2 separate regions of the Homo sapiens genome follow, and region 2 is linked to region 1. The links are chromatin loops, found by intact Hi-C in ENCODE. Cell type or tissue: IMR-90. All regions are shown on one strand.

The links. Hi-C counts contacts between places; a loop is a spot of excess contacts. Peaks named below come from ENCODE experiments on the same cell type or tissue, not always from the same donor. Only the 100,000 strongest peaks of a DNase experiment are listed, where the experiment ranks them.
Region 2: it touches region 1 in a loop (7-fold over the local background); 4 of 110 quality-filtered maps call a loop at or near these places.

Annotation. Positions count from the first base shown.
Region 1 is chr2:25,663,434-25,665,933 of GRCh38, forward strand. The region is part of intron 1 of DTNB (dystrobrevin beta); the gene reads right to left. Among named protein-coding and RNA genes, the nearest start is that of DTNB, 8.9 kb to the right of the region's middle. In IMR-90, a CTCF peak has its summit at 1,450 (motif pointing left); a DNase peak (open chromatin) is centred at 1,448.
Region 2 is chr2:25,527,340-25,529,839 of GRCh38, forward strand. All of the region lies in intron 9 of DTNB (dystrobrevin beta), which reads right to left. Among named protein-coding and RNA genes, the nearest start is that of DTNB-AS1, 110 kb to the left of the region's middle. In IMR-90, no CTCF peak of the experiment used is centred here; a DNase peak (open chromatin) is centred at 1,022.

The sequences.
Region 1 (2,500 bases):
GGATTGCTGGGTCAAACGTTATTTCTGGTTCTAGATCCTCGAGGAATCCCCACACCATCTTCCACAATGGTTGAACAATATATTATTCTTTATGCTTTATATGTACTATTTCTTTATAACATTTTAGATCATCTACTTTTAGTAAATTCTCTGGTAAGTCTTATCCTGAGTGTTTTAGCGGGGGTGGGGAGCACAGTTCTCCATATATTTCCATATATTTTATTATTGAAACAGAGTATACCAAATACCATAAGCTCTGTACTTTTATCCAAATATACATGAACTCCCATGAACTCTAAAATTTGGTACAATAGCCATCATTTCAAAATCTTCAGCAACGTGTTCTACCAGTATCTCAACAACAGTTGCTAATACAGGATACTTTTCAGTTTTACACCAAACTCAAATTATTTATCTATATATCATTTCAGCCACTGTTACCAAACAAGAAGAACAAGAGTTTATGACTTTTTGTCTTTTATTCCTAAACCTCAAAAGGAACTTCTAAAAATGTATTATTAACCTTAATAAAATTTTAAGGTACTGGATTATGACTGACAATCACTGAAAAACATCAATAAGTCTGTCTTTATATTCTGAATATTTAGTTTTTAAATATCTCAATTTATAAGATTAGCCCATAATATCATTAGTAAATACCTTCAGGTACAATGTACTCAACAGTGTATATAAGTCCATATTTTAAATAGTATTTTTAGTAATTCTAAGCTATTTTTTATTACTGCTTTTTCATCAATCTGATGAGATCACCATTGTTTTTATATTATGCATTTGACTGACAAGTTCATAATATAAATAGAAGTATCCACTCTGTTTCTTTCTGGCTGTTCACGTGTATTTGTATTATTACTTCAATCTTCTGCTGACTCTGAAACTTCAATCTGCATTTTCTTTGCAGGAATCTTTGTGAGCCATCTGTCTATTTAGCAAAGTTCATTTTATTCAAATCAGGTAATATGATCTGAAAGACCACTAAACCCAGCAGAGGTGAACTAAAACATGTGCTAAAACAATATAAGCAGGTAAATAAGGAGGATCACAGTATCAGCCCCTCCAGGCGGTGGGGTTCCCTAGCTTACCGTACGTGACAGACATCATCAGACACACAGATGAAGTAAAGTGTCAACCTATGGGTCAAATACTGGTAAAACTTGATTGCTCATATTTTCTTGTAACACCCTGCCTAGAGGATCATTTTACATACCTCCCACTTTGGAGACTATTGCTCTTTTTAAAAGTAGGTGAGAAGACAAGACCGTGCTGAGCTTGAGGAGATTTTCAGGATTAGGGGTGTTAGAAGTAGAGAGGAAACTAAAGTCTAAGTGGTCAGGTAACTTGGCCTGAAGTTGCAAAGCTAGGAATCTGCGGAGTTGACCATGACGATGCTAAAGCGCTAGAGCCCATTTTCTTTCTATTGTGTCACATCGCCCCCTCCAGGGCAACATGAGGCCTCAAGGAATAAGGAAAGAACACAGGTCCCAAAACTGTGGTGCTGGATCAGACCTTAAATCATGGAGCTAAGTAGGATCTGAAGAGAGTGCAGCAAAAAGTTTGGATCCTTGTTAGTTCTTACACTCTGTTCTATTCATAGAAAATAGAGTGTTTCACACCTGGACTACGTCTACACGCAGAAGTTACGTAACTCCCACAGTAAAGACTAAAGGAAAAGGAGAGAAGGCTTTGGAAGTGTCTCCAGGATGTCTCTGTACATGCCTTTGTGTTAAATAGCCTTTATTTCCTTTCCATCTTTTTGTTAATTTCTTAACCCTGCCAGCTCTCAGCTACGTCAAAGCATCCAAGTATTGAAATTTCTTATGTAAGTTCACCACCTCCCACCATCTCCCTGTCAGTTTTTCTTTGGATGTCCATTTAATTAAGAAGTCAGTGAGGGGCCAGGCGCGGTGGCTCATGCCTGTAATCCCAGCACCTTGGGAGGCTGAGGCGGGTGGATCACGAGGTCAGGAGATGGAGACCATCCTGGCTAACACAATGAAACCCAGTCTCTAATAAAAATAGAAAAAAATAGCCAGATATGGTGACATGCGCCTATAGTCCCAGCTACTTGGGAGGCTGAGGCAAGAGAATCCCTTGAACCCAGGAGGTAGAGGTTACAATGAGCTGAGATCGTGCCACTGCACTCCAGCCTGGATGACAGAGCAAGACTCCGTCTCAAAAAAAAAAAAAGTTAGTGATGACTAAGACTCTCATTAACACTTAGTTACAACAAGCCAAACTTTATTGAAAGAGAACTTCCTTGCTTATTTCAGAAAAATTCTCAAATATTCTTCCTTTAATACTTCTTTTCTCTTCTCTTTCAGATTTAAAAAAAAAAAAAAAAGGCCAGGGAAAATAAATGTTCATAAAACCTTAAAGATTTGCTTTTTACAAATCTGAGAGAGTTCTCTAGGTTCCAATAAAAAAATTCAGTAACTGCACTCCACTACAACAAAGAGTTCTGAGTAGCTAAATAACCTCACGG
Region 2 (2,500 bases), 140 kb before region 1:
TGGTGAAACCCCGTCTCTACCAAAATTACAAAAATTAGCTGGGCGTGCTAGCGCATGCCTGTAGTCCCAGCTACTCAGGAGGCTGAGGCAGAAGAATCACTTGAACCCGGGAGGGGGAGGTTGCAGTGAGCTGAGATTGCCACTGCACTCCAGCCTGGCGACAGACTGAGACTCTGTCTCAAAAAAAAAAGAGAAAGAAAAAATGCCATAAATACACGAGAGTGGAAATAAAAAAGGCCCATTAGCACACATACTGTGGACTTACAAAGACAATAAAATATTATGAACGTTGTATCAATAACCTTTAAAATTGAGAGAAAATTAATAAATTCCTACCAATACAAAATACTCCAAGGTAACTTCAAAAATAAATAAACAATAAAAATAGTCTAATTGTTTTTTAAAAATGGAATTACCAGTTAAAAATCTTCCCACAAAGAAATCTTCAGGCTTAGATGGCTCCATTAGTGAGTTTCATAAAAAATTTACAAAGAAAATAACCCTTCCAAATCTTGAACAAGCTCTTCCAAAAATATGAAAAGAGAGAATGCTCCCCCATTTTGCAAGAATCACACACTGGGTGATAAAAACAACAAAATAAAAATAACCCCCAAATCTAGGGAAGTTACAGGCCAGTTTCACTCAAAAACATAGCCAAAATCTAAACAAAATATTAGCAAACAAAACCTAGCAGTGTATTCAAACAATGGCCAACTCAGATTTATTCTGGGAAGGTAAAGATGATGCTAAAAAACAATTAATGTAATTCACTACAATAACAGAATAAAGAAAAAGTCTTTGATCATCAATAGAGAAAATCATATAATCATCTCAATACAGAAAAACTCTTTGATAAAATTCAGCATCCATTCATGACAAAAAGAAAGCATTTTTATTTCTAGCAAACTAGAAATAAAAGGGAACCTCTTAAACCCGATAAATAGTTTCTACAAAACCTACATCAAATAACATACTAAATGAATGCTGAAAGCATTCTCTGTGGGATTAGTAATAACACAAAAATGCCTTCTAAACCACTTCTATTCAGTATTGCACCGGAGGGGCTAGCCAGCATAGTATGCTGCTAGCCCTGCAAAAAGTATGATTAATTTTCAAAAGTATAAGGTACAGAAGGGAAGACACAAAGCAGTCATTATTTGCCGATTATATAATTATTTATAGAAAATTCAAAAGAATCTGAGTATAAGGTACCAGAATTAACGAACAATTTAAGCAAGATAACTACATAGACAGTGGACTAAAATACAAAAACTATTTGCATTTCCATACACTAGTAACAAACTGTTAAGAAATATAATTCAGAAAATATTCCATTTGCATAACAGCATACGCTTACCAAAACACATCGAATTGTACACTTAAAGTAGGTGTATTTTATTGCATGTAAAGTATATCTTAAATAGCTGTAGGAAAAAGGACACTACTGATACTTTTTGTAACAGCAATTACAAATGTCAAGTGACATGAGAGTTAACCTAATATATAAAGACTTTCCTGGGGAACAATTATAAAACTTTACTTAAAGGTATAAAAAGATATTTAAATAAATGCAAAGACACATTCATGGAATGAAAGCTTTAATACCAGAAGGATGTCAATTCTCCCCAATTTGATCTTTAGATTCAGTGAATCTCTGATCAAAAATCTCAACAAAATGTTATGAGGAACTCAATAAGATGAGTCTAAACTTTATATGAAAGAGCAAAGAGCTAATAATAGACAAGACACTCCAGAAAAAGTAGATTACTTAGTTCCTTATGGTAATTAAGACAGTGAGATATTGGCATAGGGATGGACAATTTGACCAAAGGAGCAGAATAAAGAAACCAGAAGCCAGCCTGTGCGTATTTGGAAACTTCATTTTTGACAATGGTGGCATTGTAGTCAGTGGGGAAATGTTGAATTATCTAATGAATGACCCTGAGACAAGTTATTATTCAAATGCAGAAAGCGAGCGGCTGGGGAAGAGAACTGGATATTCTACATCACATCACACACAAAAATCCATTCCAAATGAATTAAAGACATATGTGAAAGGGCCATCTTTAAAACCTAAAGAAAAAAGTAAGGAGAAAACCACTATAATGTTGAGAGGCAGGCAAGGAAAAACACGACCCAAAAGGGAAAAAGGTTAACAGATTTAACAAAAAAAAAAATTGCATTATGGGGAACAGATAAACTGTGCTATGGAACACTGTGTAGGGGTGGGAGACATCTTTTTTCCCAAGAAGAAGAAAGCAATGAGAAACCGCAGGAAAAACAACAACTGTACAAGAAAATCAATCCAGTTAAAAATTCAATAGGAATGATTTTCGGTAATCAATGGTAGGTAAGAAAGAAGAGCCCAGTGAACTCCAATGAGACAGTAACTGCACAAAAGGATCCACAGAATTGCAGCACACTATGTGACTGTGTAATGAAGGATACTAACTGTAAATGCCATTATTTGGCTTTATTAGATTTAACCCTTGATCAATCT